Linked DNA regions of Homo sapiens: regions 1 and 3 are each linked to region 2. A link is a loop called in an ENCODE intact Hi-C map of the cell type or tissue named here. Cell type or tissue: B cell. All regions are shown on one strand.

Region 1 (8,000 bases), 560 kb before region 2:
AGTACTGTAGCCACGGTGCTAGAAAGGCAGGGGTTAGGGAGGTGGCCAGACAACTGGTGAGGCTGGAGAGAGAGATGGGAGTCAGGTCATATGCAAAGGAATTGGTTTCATTATGTTGGCATTAGGGATCTTTTGGTTTTGTGGAATGGAGTGATATGCATATTAGAAAGATCTCACTGGTATCCTTACGGTTGAGGCTTAAGGAGAAGGGAGACTGGTGAGGTGATTTTAATATTTTAGGAGAGAAAGGATGACTAAGGCAGTAGTGGAGGGGTCAGGACAAGGAACAGAAAGCTATATATGAGGGGTCATGGGGATGCCTGTCAGAGGGATGAAGGACTGGAGAATGACTTCAGATATTGTGACTTGGGCTTCTGGGTGGATGCAGTGTTGAGTTGAGGATGGGGAGTCCACAGATCACGCAGCTGAGATAGTCAATTGCCATTTTTATCCATTGATGTGAATTCAGAATGGAGGCTTAGTTGAAGATACAGACATGATACTGACAGCGCCCAGAGAGAGGAAGAGCAGGTTAAGGGTCCAGAAGCATACCCCAAAGTAAGGAATAGGCCATGAGGGAGGAGCCAGTAAAGGAGACAGAGAAGGAAAATCCAGAGTGGAAGCACAGAAGAAGGTCAGGCCAAGGGAGGCGAAGGTTTTAAAGGGGAGAAAGTGATCAACAGAGTTAAATGCTACAGAGAGAAGTGGGACTGAGGCTTTTAAAAAGCCATTTATCAGGAACCCGGGAGGCGGAGCTTGCAGTGAGCTGAGATCGCGCCACTGCACTCCAGTCTGGGTGACAGAGCGAGACCCCATCTCAAAAAAAAAAAAAAATAAATAAATAATAAAAATAAATAAATACAAAGCCATTTATTTTAGCAACCTTGGGGGCCACCGGGAGAGCAACTGCAGTAAAGTGAGGAAACCAGACCTCAGAGGGTGCAGCACCCATGGGAGATGAAGGGGTGGAGACAAGCATAGACAACTCGAGCCAGGAACTTGACTGTGGAGAGGAGAGAGGATAACAAGCAGAGAGACTCAAGTGGTGTTGAAAATAGTAAGGTAGGGGCTGGGCGCGGTGGCTCATGCCTGTAATCCCAGCACTTTGGGAGGCCGAGGTGGGCAGATCACTTGAGGTCAGGTGTTCGAGACCAGCCTGCGCCGCACGGTGAAACCCTGTCTCTACTAAAAATACAAAAATTAGCCAGTCATGGCGGCGGGTGCCTGTAGTCCTAGCTACTTGGGGGAGGCTGAGGCATGAGAATCGCTTGAACTTGGGAAGCAGAAGTTGCAGTGAGCTGCACTCCAGCCTGAGCGACAGAGTGAGACTCTGTCTCAAAATAAATAAGTTAATAAATAAATAAATAAAATAAAATAAAATTAAAAAGTAAGGTAGGACATTTTAGCCAAGTTCAAGAATGGGGAAAAAATATATAAGGCAGGATGGGCTTGCACCTGCTGACATACTGAGAGGAAGATGCCAAGTGAGAGGAAGGATTGGGGATCAGAAACAAAGGGGTAACTGAGGGAGCAAGGAACTTGAAATTGGGGTGGGAGGATTAGAGGAAGGCTGGTTTTTTCTTCTGAAACATGGACTAGGGGCTGATGAAGATGCGGGTTAGTGCAGGCAGATGTTGGCGTTGAACAGGAGACATCTGAGGGAGTTCATTCATATCCGTTGGACTCTATTCACAGTGAACATTATCACTAGAGAAAGCCTGACTATTGAACAGTGGCTGAAAGGGCAGACTTTGCAGGCACTACTAGGGTTCAAATGCTTTTTCTGCCATTCTGTAGCTTATGACCTTGGGAAATTTCCCTAACACCTTGTGCCTCAGTTTTCTCATCTGTATGATGGAGATGACAATAATCCTCAATGGCTTGTGGTAAGAATTAAATGAGTTAAAATATGTGAAGTGCTTAGAACAGTGTCTGGTATATAATAAGCCTCATACAACAACTGCGGTTGTCATCATTGTCTCCATCATTTTCTGCTGAGACAGATGGTTGTTTGTTTGTTTGTTGTTGTTTTGAGATAGGATCTCACTCTGTCACCCAGGCTGGAGGGCAGAGGTGCAGTCTTCGCTCACTGCAACCTCCACCTCCCAGGCTCAAGTCCTCCTCCCACGTCAGCCTCCTGAGTAGCTGGGATTACAGGCACACTCAGCTAATTTTAAAATTTGTTTTGTAGATATGGGTTCTCACTAGGTCTCACCCAGGCCGTCCTCAAATTCCTAGGCTCAAGTGATCCTCCCACCTTGGCCCCCCAAAGTGCTGGGATTACACACGTGAGCCACCATGCTCGGCTGGTTTTGAATGCACTGTTGGAAGTTGTAAACATTTAGACCACCTGTTGAGTAAAATAGGAGAAAGGGCTAAGAACATGAAAGACTGCTGAGTGATATCGGGAAGTAAAGATAAAACCAGAAGATAAAACTTGGTAGCAGTTTAAAGTTTCACAGTTGAGTGAAGTTGTCACTGAATAACCTAAAGAGATTGGTTTTATTTCCTCTTTATAGATGAGGAAACTTGAGGCTTAGGAAGGTTTAATAGCTTGTCTAGGGTGACACACGGGTAAGTGGCAGGCACAGGTGATTTGACACTGCACTCTACCTTTTCACCACACTGGTGTTCAAAACACACAACAAAGCAGCTCCCCTGACAAACTGTCATCAAGGCCTTTGAACCTGTGGTTGCCAGAGGAGTGATGGGGTTGTAATGCACACAGGGAAAGAAGAAAAGAAATGGGACGGAGAGAATGGTCTGACTTTGTGAAGGACTTCTATGACATTGGAATAATGAACATTTCCTTCAAAATGAAAGAAGTCTAGTTCTCATCTCACTTACTGAAAGCACAAACCCAAATTCTGACAGATTCTGGTAAAGAAGCCTCTTGATAAATGGACCCTTTTATTCAGGATTTGCCTGGGCATTAAAGCTGCTAGGACAGACAATGTATATGAACTGGGATATATACAGATAATGTATATATCTGTATATACACCATATTATATAATGTATACGATGGGATCCAGTAGTGCCCAGCACACCAAGGTGATTACAAGGCAATTAGCGTGTGTCTGCTGAATGAATGACTGATTAAGTCATGACTCTGGAGGTGTGGTAAGAGGGTTGGGGAGAAAGATGTGGAGGATCCTTCAGAAATTAGTCTAACATAGGAAGTCCTATGAAAAGGCCTTCTGTCGAACATTTTAAAGCATTGGCAGTACCCAGAAATTACTTAAATGTCTGTAAAACACTCACCTAAACAATTGACATCACTTGACCACATTAACTAGGGCTAACAGTCCTTCTAATTGCCACATCCCCACCAGCTTCTAGATGGTAATGGCCCAGCTGGTTTCAATGGGTCTCCATGGTTACACTCATGCTCTGGTTTCCATGGTTACATTTCCAGGTCTCTCATAGGAGTTACATATATATTTGAAATTTAAAAGGATTTTTTTTCTTTCTTGTCAGCCTACACAGAAATCTAGGGTTCAGAGGTCCAGGATGAAAGTTTCAGTGACCTCTTGGGAGGTTACCAAGGAGGAAATGGTAATATTTGTGACAGCTGTGATCTATCATGGAATAAGGAAGAGAGCACTCAATTGGGAAATACTGTGGAGCTAGAATGATAACCCAATATTTTATGAGCCTTAGTGTTTTGCTTAATTAGAGGAGGCGGAAAAACTGGACTGAGAAAAGAATACCCTATTGTTTGGATACATGGCTCCCAGCGCTAGGAGTAGGATGTTGTCCAGAGATGGGGGTGGGGGGCTTTCTATTGAAGTCCCTTTAAAATGATCATTTCTTTACCATAACAGTGTTGTGGCCTCCCTGCACTCATTCCTCCCTCAGTCCTCATTCAAATCATTTTTCTTGGCTTACTCGGCTAAAGCAGGCATCTGCTACAAGGTACCAGCCGGGGCAAGACTTAGTTGGCTCCGGCTTTTCTCGGCGGAGGGAGACAGGTGGAACTCTAGTGCCGCCTTGTGGAATCGCTAACATTTCCAGGTCTACCTCACCTAGAAAAGAACTCAAGTTTGTACTGTTAGGATTTAAGAAGACTTTCTCCATTTCTTTTAATGTATCCATCCCTCCCTCCCTCCTACAAAGTTCACTGAGTATCTATTATATTTCAGCTAGGCCCTAGAAATAATACTAATACAAAAGATAGGATATTGCCTTCACGCAGTTCATAATCCGTTGCAAAACAAGTAAACAGCGCATAACAGTCCCAAGAGCTAATGGAAGAATGACAGTGGGGTGACCTACTGGCTGGGAAAGCTGTGTAAGCTATCGAGCTAGGGGCCTTTTTTTTTTTTTTTTGAGGGAGTCTCGCTCTGTCGCCCAGGCTGGAGTGCAGTCGCACGATCTCGGTTCACTGCAAGCTCCGCCTCCCGGGTTCACGCCATTCTCCTGCCTCAGCCTTCCTAATAGCTGGGACTACAGGCGCGCGCCCGCCACCACGCCTGGCTATTTTTTTGTATTTTTAGTAGAGTCGGGGTTTCACCGTGTTAGCCAGGATGGTCTCGATCTCCTAACCTCGTGATCTGCCGGCCTCGGCCTCCCAAAGTGCTAGGATTACAGGCATGAGCCACCGCGCCCGGCGCTAGAGAACATTTTTGAGCTGGGTCTTCAAGGATTCTGTCCCTCAAGGTTGAAAGATGAAATAATGCAATGTTTTATCAGTAGGGGGACTTTGTCATCAAAATAAACCAGAGAATAACATGTAGTAATTCCTGTCTTCATTTAGGTTCATATGCTTGCTACCTTCCAAACAGCTCTTCAGGCAGAAGCAGGTACACAGACAGTGCTGGCGGAAAAACCTGAGAAGCAGCTATCAGTATTAGACCACATACGAAAGCCTCTTCGGGACATTTGCAAGCATCCAGAGCAGAGATGGTAGGCACCTCCTTGCAGGAACAGGCTCTTCACTGGGCAGGGGGAGGGAGGGAAGGGGTGTGAGGAGGGTGGCAGAAATGAATGACTTTAAGTAGGTGAGTAATGTCATCAAATTTGAATTTTACAGATTTGTTTCTATGGCATTACGTTCTTAACCAAGTTCCAGAATGACTCTCCGGCCCTGGATTGGGCGACTTTGTTGTCTGTGCTTCTGATTCATAGAAAGAGGGAATATTAGGGGAAGAGGTTGGAATATGACAGCTATACTTACTGGTTTCTTGTGCCTTCTCCCAGAGATATTCTTTGCTTCTATAGGCAGATTTTGATTTAAAGCAAATATTGAATTATCCTTTGGTCCTGCTGTGTGTGTTTGAAGTGCTCGCGGATCATCCAAGTGGAGAGAGCACCGAGTAGGCCCTCCTTACTTTTTTTTTTGGTAACACATGATTCTACACTTCAGTATTCTTATTATATCTTGGAGATGGATATATAGAACTGACTCATTCTTTTAAATAGCAGTGTAGAATAGAGGTAGAATGGAGGTAACAATGTATTTAACCAGGCCTCTTTTAATGGGCTTTAAAAGGCCACACCACCGGGTGTGGTGGCTCACGCCTGTAATCCTAGCACTTTGGGAGGCCAAGATGGGCAGATCACGAGGTCAGGAGTTCAAGACCAGCCTGGCCAATGTGGTAAAACCCCGCCTCTACTAAAAATACAAAAATTAGCTGGGCGCAGTGGTGCGTGCCTGTAGTCCCAGCTACTCAGGAGGCTGAGACAGGAGAATTGCTTGAACCTGGGAGGCAGAGGTTGTGGTGAGCCCAGATCGCGCCACTGTAGGGAGACAGAGCGAGACTCCATCTAAAAAAGAAAAAAAACAAAAAAGCCACACTAATTTATATTTGACTGTCAATGCATGAGAGAGCCAATTTCCCACTACCTGCTTTTGTGAATCGTGTTCAGATTCTTTGCCCATTTATCTATTAGCTTGCTGGTTCTTTTTTATTTTCTTATTTTTATCAGCTGTTTAAATGCTAAGAACTTAGGCTTTTGTCTGTGATGTGAGTTGCAAATATTCATGTCTTTTGATTATGCTTTCTATGCAGAATTTTTCTTTAATATATACCAATTTATCAATGTTTTATTTTTAAATTTATTTTTATTTTTATTTTTTGAGACGGAGTTTTGCTCTTGTTGCCCAGGCTGGAATGCAATAGTGTGATCTTGGCTCACTGCAACCTCTGCCTCCTGGGTTCAAGCGATTCTCCTGCCTCAGCCTCCTGAGTAGCTGGGATTACAGGCATGCGCCACCATGCCCTGCTAGTTTTGTATTTTTAGTAAAGACGGGGTTTCTCCATGTTGGTCAGGCTGGTCTCGAACTCCTGACCTCAGGTTATCCACCTACCTGGGTCTCCCAAAGTGCTGGGATTACAGGCACGAGCCACCCTGCCTCGCGAGCCACCCTGCCCGGCCTATCAATGTTTTATTTTAGGGCTTCTGGATGTTATGTTATTCTTAGAAAGTTCTTGCCAATTTCAACATTACCGAAAAGACTTTTATTTTGTATCATATATATGTGATACAGTTGCAGTGGCTCCGCCTGTAAACCCAGCAGTTTGGGAGGCCAATGCAGGTGGATCACTTGAGGTCAGGAGTTCAAGACCAGCCTGGGCAACATGGTGAAACTCTGTCTCTACTAAAAATACAAACATTAGCCAGGTGTGGTGGCGTGCGCCTGTAATTCCAACTACTGGGGAGGCGGAAGCAGGAGAATTGCTTAAACCTGGGAGGCGGAGGTTGCAGTGAGTTGATGTGGCGCCACTGCACTCCAGCCTGGGAAACAGAGCGAGACTCTGCCCCAGGGGAAAGAAAGGTTTAATCTATCTGGAGTTTATTTTGATTTACAGAGATCTAATGTATTTTTTTCCCCCACATGTCTACCCAGTAGTCTCAACACCATTTATTGAGTAATCTATTTTTTTCCCACTGATTTGAAATGCTATCTTTATATATATGTCTGTTTCAGAATTTTCTATGGCAGATGAGTTTTTTGTTTGTTTGTTTGTTTGTTTTTGGGTGGAGTTTCGCTCTTTTTGCCCACACTAGAGTGCAATGGCGTGATCTTGGCTCACTGCAACCTCCACCTCCTGGATTCAAGTGATTCTCGTGCCTCAGCCTCCTGAATAGCTGCGATACAGGCGCCCACCACCACACCTGGCTAATTTTGTATTTTTAGTAGAGATGGTGTTTCACCATGTTGGTCAGGCTGGTGTTGAACTCCTGACCTTAGGTGATCCGCTCGCCTCTGCCTCCCAAAGTACCGGGATTACAGGCATGAGCCACTGTGCCTGGCCAGCAGATGAGCTTTAAGTCCATCTAACCTTGTCTTTGAAGGAAGGTTCAATGTTCCTGTTCTTTTGTTTTTGAATGTGGGAAAGCCTTGAGCATGTTTGTATGTGGAGGGAGAAAAGCAAGTGGTCAGGGAGAGGTGCAGAGGAGACCCAGATGGGACCGTGAAGGGAAGATGGGTTATGACAATTAGTGAGAGATCCAAAGAGCTGACAGCTGTGCCTACCTCAGCAAGGGAGGAGGTAGGAGCTCTGCATTTTTCCAGGAGTTTTTGGTATAATGTGAGGTAGCATCCCTTCCAGCTCACAAAGCCCTCTCTCCCAGTTTGTCAGTCCCCTCCTGGGCTGTCTTCTTCACTACCTGCTCTGGAATTTGTGTTAATCACTTCAGTGTTCCTAATGGGCATTCTACTCTCTTAAGTTCCCAGCCTGGATCAATGCTGCAATTCACCTTGGCACAGTTGTGCTGACAGACATGTCACACTACGGTTTCTAACCCAGGCCAGGAACTTTAGCTCTGTCATCTGCTTGTCTTTGTTTTGGTCCCTCTCACTTGGGCTGCAGTGTTTATTCCAAATCTTTAAGCACCCCGTGTCCCCCCAATTCCTTACTGTCAGCAAATGACCTGTCTTACCTGGGTAGAATGCAGGCTCTCCGCCTGGTGTCTGTGGTTGGGATTCAGCAGGTTGAGAAACTGAAATTATATGTTAAAATTTGGGTAATGTTCTTTTTTTTTGAGACAGG
Region 2 (8,000 bases):
AAACCTTCTTATTGATTCTAACAGATTCTTTATATATTATTTTGTTTTTCTGTGTAGATAACCATAGCATCTGAGAATAATGACAGCTTTGTTTTTTCTTTTCCAATATTGGTTCGTTCTGTTCTTTTTTCTTGTTTTACTAACTGATTAGGATAGCACTATCCAATGGAAATGCAACGTTAGCCTTATGCGTAATTTAAAAATGGCTGGTAGTCACAGTGGAAAAAAAGCAAAAAACAGGTGAAGTTAGTTTTAATAATTTGCTTTATTTTATTTAACTCAAAATTGTCATTTCAATATGTAATCATTATAAAATTAATGAGATATTTTACTTTTGGGGGGGTACTAAATCTTAAAAAGCTGGTGTGTATTTTGCACTTACAGCACATCTCAGTTTGGACTAGCTGTATTTCCAGGCCTCATAGCTGTGTGTGTATGGCTAGTAGCTATTGTATTAGACAATGCAGGACTTCAGTTACCAGTAGAGTGCTGATACTGCACGTACTTGTTACTCATTTTGAAACAAATACTTCTGACATTTGACCATTAAGAAGGATGTGTTCTGTAGATTTTGGTAGATATCTTTTATGTTATTAAAGAAGTTTCTTTTTTTTTCTTTTGAGACAGAGTCTTGATCTGTTGCCCAGGCTGGAGTGCAGTGGTATGATCTCAACTCACTGCAACCTCCACCTCCCAAGCTCAAGCAACTCTCATGCCTTAGCCTCCCAAATAACTGGGATTACAGGCGTGCACCACCACGCCCAGCTAATTTTTGTATTTTTAGTAGAGTGGGGGTATTGCCACGTTGGCCAGGGCTGGTCTCAAACTCCTGGCCTGAAGTGATCCGCCTGCCTTGGCCTCCCAAAGTGCTGGGATTACAGGTGTGAGCTAATGCGACTAGCCAAGAAGTGTTTTTGTACTTTTAGTGTACTGTGTTTTCTTCTTAACAAGAAATTTATTTATCTTTTTTTTTTAACCTCTTGAAGTGATCTTTCTTGATTTTCTAATGGTAAGCTACTCTTGTATTGCTGGGATAAACTCAGTTTGGTCCTGATACCTCTTTATTCACTACTAGATTTGTTTTAATTTTGTTTTTAAGAATTTTTACATTGTTCATAAAAGGAATGGCTGGTAATTTCTTTTTCTTTTCTTTTTTTTTTTTTTTTTTTTTTTTTTTTTGAGATGGAGTCTTGCTCTGTTGCCCAGGCTGGAGTGCAGTGGCACGATCGCGGCTCACTGCAACCTCCACCTCCCAGGTTCAAGTGATTCTCCTGCCTTAGCCTCCCCAGTAGCTGGGGTTACAGGTGTGCATCACCACGCCCAGCTAATTTTTGTATTTTTAGTAGAGACAGGGTTTTGCCATGTTGGACAGGCTGGTCTTGAACTCCTGACCTCAGGTGATCCACCTGCCTTGGCCTCCCAAAGTGCTGGGATTACAGGCGTGAGCCACCACACCTGGCCAGTAATTTCTTTTTTTAACTATGCTTTTCTGATTTTGGTTTAAAGGTTTTACTAGCCTCTTAAAATAAGCTGGAGAGTAAATAATTTTATATATATGTAAAATCTCTAGAAAAGTTTTTATACAAGAGTTTCATCTTCTGTTACTTGGCAGTTTGGTAGATGGTAGAAACTTTGCATTTAAAACCTTATAGGTATTTTTTTTTTACATTTCCTAAGTTTATAATCCTCTACCTTATTGTAAGCATTTACAATAATATAAGCATTTAAGCTATACAATTCCTTCTGACTACTTCATAGCATATTTTAGAAATCTGCATTTCTTTTTCATTCTAAGTGTCTTAAGTTTCTATTAAGATTTATTTTTTGATCCACATATTATTTAAAGTGTTTTGAAATTATCCAGTGTGGGTGCTTTTATGCTTTGTCATTTTGTTAGTGAATTACACATTAATTAATTGCATAGTGTTCAGCAAACGTGGTTGTATGAACTGATTCTTTTAAATGTATTTGGTCTTGCTGTATGGTTTAGCACATCAACAGTTTATATAGATTGTCCATGTATGCCTGTAATTCTTTAATTTTGAGGCTGAGGATTCTCTATGTGTCCATTCAGTCAAGTTTTTAAATTGCTTTAATTAGATCTTTAGTATCTTAACTAATTTTATCTGCTAGACCTAACAGTAATATAGAGATTATTTGATACTTCCTTAGAGTTCTAGCAAATTTTTCTTTGTCTGTTTATCTATATTCAGTGCATGTAAGTTTAGAATTCTTATATCTTCCTGGTGCATTGAAGCCTGTTATGTCACGATTCTCTTTAACCCTAATGATGCATTTTGCTTAGATTTATTTTGTCTTATTTAACAAGGTTATTCCACCTTTCTTTGGTTAATATTGCCAGTGGTATCTTTTTCTACTTCCACTTTTCATCTTTTAGCATTTGCATGCCCTTATATTTTAGTGTGTTTCTTGTAAATATCATATAGTGGATTGTTTTTTTGTGGGGGTGACATTTAAAATCTTTGGTGAGTCTTGTCTGTTTATATTTATTGTGATTATGGATCTGAATTTCTTTATTCCATCCCTGTTCTTCTGTTTGTCCTGCTTTTTCTATGCTTTGCCCTCCATTCTTGCCTTATTTTTTTAGATTAAGATTTTTGCTTTGGATTATTTACATTTTCTTTTTCGCCTTTTCTGGTTGGGGAGCTATGTATTAATGTTCCTTTAGTTTATACTTTTGTCTAATCCATCTAACAAAATCTAAAATTATTCCATATTTAAAAACCCATCCCCCTTGAAAAAATACAGAAGCCTTACAACAGTTTAACACTAATTACCCTAACCTTCCCCTACTACCTACAATTTATTTGATACTCTTATCCATAATTTTAACTTTAAATAATTCTACAAATTTGACAGTATTTTATATAGGTAATGTTTGTTTAGATTGGCCCACAGGTTTACCAGTTTCTTTGCCTACTGTTCTTTCTTGTAACTCAGACCTTTCTAATGGAGTATTTTTCTTCTTCCTAAATAATATTTTTTGTGAATTCCTTTAGTGAATGTCAAATGGTGGTAAACTTTTATGCTTATCTGAAAAATGCCTTTATTTTATTCTAGTTCTACAAATATCTGAGTACCCATTTCCAGGTTATTCTAGGCATCTGTTCTCTCTGAACTAGTAGGACATTTTTGAAATGTCTTTCTAATTAGAAAGGTAATCTAGAGGTCTAATATTTGTTATGTATGGGATTAATTTAAAAATCTTACTAAAAACACTTTTAATAACCTTGTACAAAGTTTGTGTTATACTGAAAGAATTGCTATACAATTAAAGACTGAAATATGACTAAAAGAACTTTCCATATATATATCTTGGTGATTGCTTTTAGATTCATAGCTGGAGTCACTATTTATAGGGCCTATTGCTTATGGCTTTGAGTTTCATTTACTTATACTAAGCACTCATTTTTCAGAAAACTTGTACTTTATTAGTTCTTGGTGATGGGGGGCAGCATGCATTCTATTCTTTAAAACTCTTATTTTCTAACTATTGTCTTGATTGGAGTCAGCTTAAGTGGATATGTACTATTATTGCTGCCTGCTCCTTATTGCTTCTATAATATGGTAAAAGAAAGAGGATGGACTCCAATATTTATTGACTCTTTATGTACTACTCATCTTACATACTCTACATATCTATTCTTTTTCAGTTCTCACTACATATAATCCCACTTTACTTTCATTTTGTAAATGAGGAAATCGAATTTGAAAGTTAAGTGACTTCCTGAGTTATAGTATACAAGTGTTGGGACTAGGAGTCAAAACACAGATGCTCATGTATTTTCTACAATTCCAGTGTTATCAGTTAAAATATCTTCTGGTAATCAGTCCTTTATATGCAGCCCAGTAAGCAGAAGGGATACCCACCTGTGTGGCTTGAGGTTCGATGTGGGAAAGAGCCCATCAGCTAATGATACTGCTGTACTATTATTCTGTGGTGCTGCATATGTACTATTATTCTGTGGTGTGGCCTATACTTAGATTTACTTCTAGGGTTTGCGTTGGGCCATAAATTGTTAAATATGTTTATCATGAATATTAGTTGTACCTTTAACAATTTCCATCATTTCCTGCCTTCTCCAACCGCATCTCCCATTCTAGACTAACATGATAATAATACACAGCTATGCATTTTTCCGCTTCCAGACTAATTAAAGTAACGTATGTTTCTGTGCTCACATTCAGAGACATTATTTACCTCTGAATTGAGAAGCACTATTATTTATAAAGTATATAGGATGGGCTAGTATGGGAAGGGAGGAAGGACTGTGTTCCCTTGCTTGTCAACAAGAAATTAGTATATTCTTCATAGCCTTAAAGGGTTTTACAGTAAGAAATGGAAATCTTGTTACTGTAGAGACTAGAGATTTTTGAGGGATTTTTTTTAGCATTCCCATAGTTGAACTGTAGGCATAATTTCAAACTCTTAGGCTACTCAAACCTCAAAACGTTCAGATACTATTTGTTTTGAGGGTTTTTTAAAACCTGTTCCTACTTTTTTCAGTTTCAAACTTTGTGATAGTATGTATGTCTGTTTTATTTGTTAGCAAATTTTGTAGCTTTTTAATCTATGTTTAAGTAATGCTTTTAAAAAGGGCCAAGATTCGTGTATAAGATACCTATGTGTTCAGCTTAAGCAAAATTAGGTTAGAAATGAAATTATATGAATCAAATTGTACCTAATTTAAGAGCCCTGGTTGCATTCATAAAAATAATCTAGAAGGCTAAATGGACCATTTTTTAATGAAAAGGATACGTTGTATTAGCGCCATCTACTGTTAGGTCAGAATAATTACTTCTTGGTGTACGTTTGGATTTTTCCCAATGGCATATTCCAAGTCCAGCATCTTTCTGCATGTCCTTTAACTTAATTGACCAGTCTGTAGAATGTGGGCGTTTTAAGCTATTCAAATAATATCCTGTCTATGTTCAGGGTCAGCCAATTTTTGTAGATCTTGTTTCATAATTCTTTTTTTTTTTTTTTTTGAGACGGAGTCTCGCTCTGTCGCCCAGGCTGGAGTGCAGTGGCGCGATCTCCGCTCACTGCAAGCTCCGCCTCCCGGGTTCACGCCATTCTCCTGCCTCAGCCTATTGCTGGGACTACAGGCGCCTGCTACCACGCCCGGCTAATTTTTTTATTTATTTTTTGTATTTGTAGTAGAGACGGCGTTTCACTGTGTTAGCCAGGATGGTCTCGATCTCCTGACCTCATGATCCGTCTGCCTCGGCCTCCCAACATGCTGGGATTACAGGCTTGAGCCACCGCACCCGGCCCATAATTCTTGTTAAAGTAGCAATGGCAAATTTCCTACAATTTTCTTGATAGTTCATGATTTTAAAATAAAGCTAGCTGATTGTGCTAGCTTTCTACAAAGCATCCTTGTTTTAAAATTTGCTAATTGATAATTGTTATAAAGACTGGGATATTAAAATTGAACATCCAATTTGTAGCTGAAAGACTGTCTAGAGAAAGCTGTATCTCAATATGTTGCTTGTTAATTCACTGAATGTCTAACTCTGCATCGTACATTATTAAGTGTATTCGTAATTTAGGGGAAAACCTATATCTAAATAATGTAGTTACTTTTTTAAAATTTCTTAATGTAAAGAATATTACAAAAATAGCTTTATATAATGTACTGATTAGGAATATAAGCTTTAAAGTTAGATTCTCTGAGTTTAAATACCGGCTTTAGCACTTGTTGCATTTATGATCTTGGGATAATTGTGAAGCATAAATATCTTTCTAAAGCACTTGGAATAACATCTGGCATATTAGTAAGCACTCAATAAATGTTAGTTGCTATCATTAATATTTTAATCAATGTTTACATATCCAAAGTAAACATAATGTTTCAATAACTATATTTTTATCTTAGTAACTAATAACTTTTTTGGTAATGAAACCTATAATATTTGACATAAAATATGTAACTTAAGAATATAAATGTTCAAAATGTTTACTGTTTGTTTCTGCATATCATTTAGAGTAAAGGGTAGTATGGTAGAGCAGAAACAACAAAGTTGAGTCTTCAGTCTCAGCTCTGTCAGTTACTAGCAGTGTAACTTGAGGTTATTTAACCTCTCTACTGAGTTTTTTGTTTTGTTTTGTTTTGAGATGGAGTCTCACTCTGTTGCCCAGGCTGGAGTGCAGTGGCGTGATCTCGGCTCACTGCAGCCCCTGCCTCCCAGGTTCAAGCGATCCTCTGGCCTCAGCTTCCTGAGGTACTGGGATTACAGGTGTGTGCCACCATGCCTGGCTAATTTTTTTTTGTATTTTTAGTAGAGATGGGGTTTTGCCATGTGGGCCAGACTGGTCTCGAACTCCTGACCTCAGGTGATCCACTTGCCTCAGCCTCCCGAAGTGCCTGGATTACAGGCGTGAGCCACTGCACCTGGCTAACCTCTCTAAAGCTCAATCTCTTCACCTGAAAATGAGTTGTTTTGAGGATTAAATTATATAATGTATGTATAAAGTCATTCTTGGCACTTAGTAGACTAACAGCATAGATGTCAATTCTTTTATAACATACTGCAAATTTACTAACATGCACGTGTTTCCATAATTTTGCTTTATATTACTTATATGAAAATAAAAATATATTAAGCACCCTTTATATTTGAAAAGCTGATGGAGTTTGAGAAGGAACAAAGAAATTGTGACATCTTAAGAAGTATAATTGAGGATGGAATAGAAACGTGAAGAGTTTTAACTGGGAATAATGGTTCAGTCAGTAATATTTGTATGTGATTGCTAAATATACAGAATTTTTTTTAATTCAAAGGAGGAATACTTTCTACATTGGACCTAGATTGCATGTCCCCCACCGACTTTGTTATTATTGCTATAATTTTTTGGTAGTATGGCCCATTGCACATTCTAGGAGGACATAAAGAGGATGAAATCCACTTGTGGATTATTAGAAGTATTTGTTGATTTCATGTTATCTGCCAGCATCATGGACCACGACTGTAGATATATCCAGCCTTCAGGGTGGGTGGAGTTAGGTGGGCTCTGTTGGTAAATGATCAGCACCGAGTATTGTTCCTGAGCATAGTAGATGCTTGTAAATATTTGAATGAACAAATGAAAGTGTCTGTATCACAGTTATTACACTGACTGAGGCTAGTGTTCTCATCACACGCTAATTTAAATTTCTATGTCAAATGGTAAATAGCTCATTCCTTCCTGTGTTCTCTGGGACTTTGCTTTATCAGGATATATCATCTCTTGTTTAATCTTTTCCACTTTATTGACAACCTAAGTGAACCAGAACCACCCACCCCTCACCAGTTACCTGTCTTCCTCATTTTACCCATTCATCTACACTGCTGTGGTGTGGCTGTTCCTTTTTCCTTACCACCTCCCACCCCAAGCTTTTTCTGCAGATGTCACCAATGACTTCCTAACTGCGAAGTCTCAAGCCCCGAGGATCCCATTTCCATCCTTCTTGTCTCATTTGATCTCTCTGTATCTTTGGCATTGCTGCCTGTTACTTCCTGAAGTTCTCCTCTGTTGGCTCCAGTGCACCAGTCTCTTCTGGTTCTCCTTCTGTCTCTTGGCCTTCTCCTTTTCAGTCTCATTTACTATTTGTTTGGCTTCTCTCCCCAGCTCTCTTAAACGTTGGTGTTTCCCTAGGTTCTGTTGCTTGGCCTCCCTTCTTTTTATAGTAGGTTTTCTTTGTACTCCAGCGACCCAATTTATCTGTGGAACCCAATTCAGCCGCTCATAACACAAGGGGAAGAGGGTGTAGGCAGCAGCCCCCCATAATCTCTATGACCTGTTACACATGAAAGCTTCACTGAGTAAGCATACAATCTATGTAAAACAACCAAAAAACAAACATTTATGTAAAAGGAGTGTGGTTAGTATGGAAACTTGGCCTCAAGAAGTGTCTCCTAACCCCTGTCCCTGGACTCCTTTGTAGAAATTCTAGAGTTGTCTGGAGTGTCTTCAATTTCCCTGTGAACATATC
Region 3 (8,000 bases), 160 kb before region 2:
AGCTAATGATAGAGCCAGGTCCCTTTGGCTCTCACTGAACGGGAAACTTAGCTATTAACTAAAATTAAGTGACTCATTTTGAGGTCAAACAGTAAGTCAGGGATAGAATGAGAATTGAAATCACAGCACCAAAGAGCTGCAAACACAAAGACTTGAAGATGGGAAAGAAAGGATACAATTCAGGAAGATTAGTTACCCTTTCTCCTGCTTCACTGACAGCCAACCCTGGCTATGGACTATTTTCAGAGATTAATAATTCATTTTGAACCTCAATAATGAATTAGAGTGTTTATGTACACAGCAGCTTTGTGTGACAGTTCTGTGCTCTGCTCTTGAAGAAAAATGAAGCAGGTTTAAATGGTTTACAGATCTCTGACCACTCCACTGTCTACAACGTTGATGCAGTTCAACTTAATTCAGCAAGAATTCACTTAGCACACATTGTGTGCCAAGCATTGGGCCAATCCTCTAAAATGAATACTGGGGTGCAGTGACTCATGCCTGTAATCCCAGCACTTTGGGAGGCCAAGGTGGGTGGATTACCCGAGGTCAGGAGTTCGAGACCAACCTGGCCAACATGGCGAAACCCCATCTCTACTAAAAATACAAAAATTAGCCAGGCATGGTGGCAGGCGCCTATAATCCCAGCTACTCGGGAGGCTGAAGCAAGAGAATTGCTTGAAACTGGGAGGCGGAGGTTGCAGTGAACCGAGATCATGCCATTGCACTCCAGCCTGGGTTACTGAGCAAGACTCCATCTCAATAATAATAATAATAATAATAATGTTTAAAAATTAAAAAAATAAAATGAATAATAAAAATTTAAATAAGACCCAATCCCTGCCCACAATGAACTTGGAATCTAGTCCTCTATTCATTTATTACCTTAAATTTTATTATTTGTACCATTCTCTTTCTGACTGGTATAATTACAAGAAGAACCACAATTACATTTTGACTTAAAACTATCAAGAACACACAGTGTTCTTGAGGACACGATGGTGATTTGTCATTTGGCCAGATGAACTGGCGAATGCCAACAGGCACACATTAACATCGGCTGCTGCCCTTCAGTTGTAGACTTGGAAAGCATATTCTAAATCCCCCAGTGAAATGTTTTGGCAGGCATTTTCATCCAGATATTATTAACAGTCAAACTAAAACAATCCACACATCAATTCTGACTCTCAGGGAGGTCCTGGATGGAATTGTTAGGGACTAGAGCTTCAAGTGCTTTTGTCCAACCAAATCACATTTCCCAGTCAGTCATAATCTTTTAAGTAGCTTTTCTGTTTGGGGTAAATAAGGTAGCACAGGCATTTCCTTGTCCAGCCACTTTTTGTGTTTTTCAGTACTGTCACATTTTTGGAGGTTATGACTGATCCAAGACTTAACTATATAAGAATCCTTTCAACAGTAAAAAGACCTTTGGGGAAAAGCATCACACAAGTATACAACCCGTTGGAGAGCATGATCTGTGCAGTCCATTCATTCAACAATTACTTATCGAGCGCTCTGCTAGACCTTGTACATCTTAGACCAATGACTCAATCTTTGAGCCTCAGCTTTCCTCATCTGTGAAATGGGAATAATATACCTACCTCACAGGGTGGTGATGGACATGAACACAGCAGCTATGTGAAAGTTCTCATCCCAGGTCCCACACATCCCAGGGGAGGTGTTCAGTCAACATGAGTTTCCTTCACTGCTAGGTGAAAAGGGTCACACATATCAGTGAAATGTTTTGTTTTGTTTTTTCCCTCGCTTTTTTCAGATTGCCTTCCCCACTTCAGCCCTCTTCAGATTTACAGATGCACTCTTGGAAATGCCTTCATGCTTCTGTCCTCTGACCTTGTAGTCTATCCTCATTCTTACCTACTGGGTCTCAGAACATTAGCCATCCTTCCTGCTGGCCAGATCCATTCCTCCTGTGCTTGGGAGCCCACCTTCCTGATTCCTAAGAACACCCTGCCATCCAAAACATCATTCTATTCCTGTCTTCAGGTACCATATTACTTTCTGCCTATAAAGAAGCTTGACTTTCCTCCTGGGCTCTTGAGCGCCCCCATCTGACCGACCACAACCCTCTCACTCTGTTTTACTTCCAAGCCAGGCTCTGGAAGGAGTGGAGACTGTCTACTCTCCCTACACAAGCCACTGTCCTCTGGCTTTCAGCTTCCTCATGCCACTGAGGCAGCCCTTGCCAAGGTCATCATTCATTTCCAGGCCTACTGGATGTTATTTCACCTTCTTCTTCTCCTCAGTTCTTCATAACTTTGGAGACTGTGTTCTTTTTGAAACTTCCACTTCCTTGGCTCTGTGTTGCTGCCATTTGAGTCCTCCCCTTCCTGGCTACTCTGGAGCTCCTCATCCATTCCACCTGATGATAGTGACCAACCTGCACTCTGGCCTTAATTTGTGCAGGTGGTTTTCTAAGCACTTTACATATATTAGCTCATTTTAATCTACACAACAAACTTTTTTTTTTTTTTTTAAGAGGCAGGGTCTCGCTCTGTCACCCAGGCTGGCATGATCATAACTCACTGTAACCTCAAACTCCTGGGCTAAAGCAATCCTCCTGCCTTAGCCTCCCAAGTAGCTAGGACTACAGGCACGCACCACCATACCTGAATACATTTTTATCTTTTGTAGAGATAGGGTTCTCCCTATGCTGCCCAGGCTGGTCTCAAACTCTTGGTCCCAAGCCATCCTCCCGCCTCAGCCTCCCAAATTGCTGAGATTACAAGCATGAGCCACCATGCCCACCCAAATCTTTAATGAGTACTATTATTTCCCCCCTTTCCTATACAAAGAAAGCAATGCTGGGAAAGGCTAAGCAATCTGCTAAGAGTGACAAAGCTCAGAAGAGGTGGGACCTGCCTCAAACCCACGTGGTCTAGCCCCAGGAAACCCTTATCACTACCTACGTGTGAGTTCTTCTCCTCAATCTTTTTATTAATTTTAACATTTCAACATTTTTGTTTTCATTCTATATGTTCTCCCAGGGATGTCCGATTTGCTCCCATTCTTTTAATTATTAGCTACCTGCATATCAATGACTTCTGTGTCAGTTCAGTCTCTCCAAGAAGCAGACACCAAAAGGGAATGAGAGGTACCAGGCATTATTGGGAGAAATGCCTGCAAGAGATAAAGAAGAGAGGGAGCAAAAGAAGGCAGGGCCAGCCTTCAGACCATTGTACCAATCAGATATCTGTGAAAGGAAAAGGGGCAGGAAAGAGGATTGGGTAGGAAGGAAGAGCCCCAGACTGGAGTAAAGGAGAAGAAAGTCTGCCAACTACACTCCTAGTAGCAGGTTCTCCCATCAGGATATCCCAACAGCCCACCTCCATGGTCACCAGAAAGCCCAAATCTACATTTCCAGTCCTAACCTCTGTTTCAGCTCCAGTCTTATACCCAACCACTTCCCATATGCATACAAGACCCACAGAACCTCAACATCAGCATGGCCAACAATGACTCATTATCTTCTTCTGGCCTCACTGCTTGAAGCTCCACATTCTCTATATTCCTTAGCTCCCTATGTGATAATACCATCCACCCATCACTTAAGCTTATCCCTCCCTATCCCTCAGGTCTGCCCATACAATCAATAGCCAAGGTCTATGGACTTCATGTCTAAAATTTCTGTTGAATTTGTTGGTCATCTCCTCTCCATGCATACTACTGCTGCCTTTGTACCCTTGTCATTTTACTATCAATGACACATTTTACAAACACTATCAATGGTGATTCCTCTCCCCGCTGCGCCCCCCTTCCATAATGACCCCATGAACAGAAAATCTCGATACAGTGAAGGCTTAGAGGCAAGCCGGAGTGCTACAAGACTTCAGATAGGGGACCCTCAGCCCCCGACAGAAGTGCAAGGAGGGCTTTCTAGAGGAAGACACCCAGAAAAAGCACAAAGCAGATGACCAGGCCCTATTTAAATAAATAATTATTCACTCGGCCATGGTTTTTCATGGCCAAGAAAGGTTTGGTCATAAGAAAATTTCATGCTGCTATTAAAAGAGTTGATTGCTAAAGGCGAGTAGGAAGGTGCTTCAGTTTTTCCACAACTTTGAGGACCTTTAGTGGGGCTTCTCTTTTAACCACAGTCAACATTGACACCTAACTGTCGGATGGGTTTCAAGTTCAGCCGCTGACTTTGCCACAGTGCTCCCTGACCTCACCTCACACTTCCCACCTCCTTTTAACTTGAGAGGCAAACTCATTCTCACCACTCTGCAGGGAGGTATTGTTTATTGTCTCTTGGAAGAGAAACTTGAGAAGGCAAACTGTGTGGGCCTCTCCTGCAGGTACAATGAATTCTTGATGGGTCTGAGAAACAACTGCTGATCACAGTCTATTTCAGTTTACAAAAATATATCAAAGATCTGTAGAAAATCACAGGTTTTGAGTCTTTTGAGTTTAATTTCAGAACATGTCAGTAGAGTTATGACTGTAAGATATTCTGGAGGATACAGGATACTTTGCTCAGTGAACTGACTTGTGAAAGTTTAATCAGCTCACTTACCCTCCCCTATCTCCACCCATCCAGGATACAGAAATGAACACTTCCCTCCTTTCAGAAGTAATTTATCCCACATTCTGTATGAGATAGTGGGTGGAAACTATAATAGATCAGATAAACTGATACACGTGAAGATGTTATAACTATAAATATTACCAAAAATATGCCTTATAATTACAGTGTCTAAACATGATTTCCTTAGAGAATTTCATTTTAGTAACACATAATTTATAAACTTGCTTTATATTCATGTTTCTTTTCTAAAGTAAATAATTGCAATATCTTCCCTTTGACTGTAGGGGGAGAGACAGCAGGAGAAACAACTGAAAGGAAAGGTCATGGGTATTGATTTGATTGTTCAGGCGGATGATTAACTGCCTCTGCAGAGGCAGCCCCAAGGGCCATGAAAGCCATTGCTCAATTTAAGACTTTCCAAGTTTCCCTCTTTATTATTGAAATCTGATCTTTGTTTCTTAGCTTGAAAACTTCATTTTGTTGACTGTAGTTTTTCCTCCATGCTCAAGACTAGCAAAGTAGGTACCAGCTCTATGCAGAATGGTGCCTCTCCGTGCTGGTGTTTGTCTTTGCATGCCAAGGTGCAAAGCAACCAGGGCTATGAGAAGATGCCCAGAGAGGTCAAGCCTGGCATCTGGGAGAGGAGGCAGTGACTACCACCTTTTGTGGCCATTCATTCTCTTTGGAATCAGATGGACCACAGTACAAAGGGGCACTTTCCTGGTGGACCAAACGACTGGTTTTCCATAGTCCAGGTAGATGCTGCACACACCTTGCTAATAACCAAGCTGCAGAGTGTTTATTAGTAGCTACCATTATTATTATTATTAAATAAATGTGAGCAGATTAGTGGCGCTTAAAAGAACATGTTGCTTGGCCGGGCGCAGTGGCTCACACCTGTAATCCCAGCACTTTGGGAAGCCGAGGTGGGTGGATCACCTGAGTTCAGGAGTTTGAGGCCAGCCTGGACAACATGGTGAAACCCTGTATCTACTAAAAATATAAAAATTAGCCAGACATGGTGGTGGGCACCTGTAATCCCAGCTACTTGGGAGGCTGAGGCAGAAGAATCACTTGAACTGGGGAGGTGGAGGTTGCAGTGAGCCGAGATTGTACCACTATACTCCAGCCTGGGTGGCAGAGTGAGACTTGGTCTCTAAATAAATAAATAAATAAATAAATAAATAAATAAATAAATCTCACTCAGGTCTATTCCATGAGCTTCCTGGGCATGAGATTGAGGAGGGGTTTGTGCCTAAAATCCTCACCTCTGTTGGGTGTCATGACAAGACTAAGGTTGTGAACCTCTGGTCCAAGAACAATCTCTCAGGGGGGATCTCTGGGCCCCTAAGCTGGTGTAGGACCATACTTATGTACATGACCATATTTTTTTCCCTCTTCCTTCTCAGTTTGCTGCCTGACCACAGGTACTAACATAACACAATGTTCAGTTGGCTCTTAACTTCAGATACTCTCCCTCTGAAATCTCCTTTTGTTGAGTTGTCTGGAACCAAGCTGCTGCCTCCAACCTGTTCTGCAGCTCTGCCCTCATACCTTTAAATATCAAAGGAACAAGGAAATAGAATCAATCAGTCTGGGCAACATGGCAAAACCCTGTTTTTACAAAAAAAATACAAAAAATTAGTCGGGCATGGTGGTGTGCACCTGTGGTCCCAGCTACTCAGGAGGCTGAGGTGGGAGGATTGCTTGAGCAAGGGAAGCAGAGGTTGCAGTGAGCTGAGGTCGCACTACTGCACTCCAGCCTGTGTGACAGAGTAAGACCCTGTCTCAAAAAAAAAAAAAAAAAAGGAAAATAGGATCAATAACCCAGCTGTTCCAGGACATTGTGCATTTAGTGTATCAGAACAATCAGCTGTGTTTTCCCTATTTCAAGCAATAAGTATTCAAACCCCAACTCTGCCATTTAATGACTGTGTGGTCTTGAATAAGTTTCCTAACCTCTCAAAGACTTGGTTTCCTTATCTGAAAAATGGGAGTACAATAGGGCTGCTGTGAGTGTTAAGTGAGATAATATTGTTGGGATAAAAGCTTTTCCTCTTCCAGCTTGGGTTCAGCGGCTAGGGGCTTACAAATTTAACTGACTGTAGACAGATTAACAGAGAGAAGACAAAGTTTATTATGTGGGTAGGAGCCTCTAGATTAAATAGTTCCTCAAGGCTGGACACAGTGGCTCACACCTGTAATCCCAAGCACTTTGGGATTGGGTGGGAGGATTATTTGAGCCCGGGCAACATAGCAAGACCACATCTCTACAAAAAAATAAAAATAAAAATTAGTTGGGTGTGGTGGTGCACGCCTGTGGTCCTACCTATTTGGGAGGCTGAGGTGGGAGGATGGCTACAGTCCAGTAGTTCAAGGCTGCCGTGAGCTATGAAGGTGCCACTGCATTCCAGCCTGGGTGACAGAATGAGAACCTATCTCTAAAAAAAAAAAAAAAGAAAAAGAAAAAGAAAAAGAAATGGCTCCTCAAGCAGCTAGAGATAGGAGTTTATACCAACTACATAGAGAAAAAGGAGGCAGGAGAAAGGGCTTCCATGGAAGACCAAATGAAAGGTATGACAGTTTCAGATAATTTGTTTAAGCAATTGCTCATCCCAGTACTAATGGTTAGTCTCCTTGCTGGCTGTAAACCCCCTGGAGAGGGAATTTATGGCAGCTATAATTTTTGGAAGATCCTGCTTAAGTCAGCAAAATGAAGTTTAGAAAAGGTTTCCTTTTTCACGGCTGCTACTTCTTCAGATGCTTTTAGCTTGAAATATTTTTTTTTGAAACAGACTTCCGTTCTTGTCATCCAGGCTGGAGTGCAATGGCACAATCTCAGCTCACTGCAACCTCCGCCTCCCAGGTTCAAACGATTATCATGCCTCAGCCTCCCAAGTAGCTGGGATTATAGGCGCCCAGCATCATGCCCAGCTAATTTTTGTATTTTTAGTAGAGACAGGGTTTCACCATGTTGGCCAGGCTGGTCTCGAACTCCCGACCACAGGTGATCCAACCAACTCAGCCTCCTAAAGTGCTGGGATTACAGGCGGGAGCCACTGCGCCCGGCCGCTTGGAATAATTTTTATGCTACTGAGGTGCATTTCAGATCCCTTCATTTTAAAATGCATAGTGCTATCTATGTATTAGTTTGTTGTTTTGTTCCTATAGTGTTGTTGTCGTTGTTGTTACAAGATAGGTAAATCTTTCATAGAGGCATTAACAAAAAAGTGGTACCTTACCCTTAGGACCAATGGCTCCCCTTCGGGAGCTGAAGAGTGGGATGTTTCATAGAAGTTATGGCAGCAAAGGCAGCCATGAGGGGAAATACTCTGCTTGTCCCAAGAGGAGAAAAGAAATTTCCATTCCCCCGTCCTTTACCATAAGCACAAATGAAGAGTTTCTGTAACAAAAGGCCTCTTCTTTGAGCCCCAGCACAGAAAAAAACATAAAG

Evidence for each region. A loop is a pair of places that touch in the nucleus more often than their neighbours do. Peaks named below come from ENCODE experiments on the same cell type or tissue, not always from the same donor. Only the 100,000 strongest peaks of a DNase experiment are listed, where the experiment ranks them.
Region 1: a loop joins it to region 2, with 24 times the contacts of the local background. A loop is called at or near these places in 2 of 110 quality-filtered maps.
Region 3: it touches region 2 in a loop (25-fold over the local background); 15 of 110 quality-filtered maps call a loop at or near these places.

What each region holds. Positions count from the first base shown.
Region 1 is chr13:45,043,501-45,051,500 of GRCh38, reverse strand. LOC105370188 (a long non-coding RNA gene) reads left to right here and starts at 3,487. Exons shown (of 3, transcript XR_941935.2): 1 at 3,487-3,558; 2 at 4,760-4,908; 3 at 5,036-5,335. It overlaps LOC107984596 (a long non-coding RNA gene), which reads right to left and starts at 3,354. Exons shown (of 3, transcript XR_001749861.1): 1 at 3,265-3,354. In B cell, CTCF peaks have their summits at 3,807 and 4,007 (motif pointing left); DNase peaks (open chromatin) are centred at 2,480 and 3,990; H3K4me3 peaks cover 515 bases; H3K27me3 peaks cover 443 bases.
Region 2 is chr13:44,480,678-44,488,677 of GRCh38, reverse strand. The region is part of intron 1 of TSC22D1 (TSC22 domain family member 1); the gene reads left to right. Among named protein-coding and RNA genes, the nearest start is that of TUSC8, 79 kb to the right of the region's middle. In B cell, CTCF peaks have their summits at 4,607 and 4,807 (motif pointing left); DNase peaks (open chromatin) are centred at 3,767 and 4,817; H3K4me3 peaks cover 1,108 bases; H3K27ac peaks cover 753 bases.
Region 3 is chr13:44,645,470-44,653,469 of GRCh38, reverse strand. It overlaps LINC00407 (long intergenic non-protein coding RNA 407), which reads right to left. Exons shown (of 4, transcript NR_149082.1): 2 at 1,602-1,705. Among named protein-coding and RNA genes, the nearest start is that of LINC00407, 9.1 kb to the right of the region's middle. RefSeq lists an enhancer at 3,974-4,640. In B cell, a CTCF peak has its summit at 4,799; no DNase peak of the experiment used is centred here; H3K27me3 peaks cover 482 bases.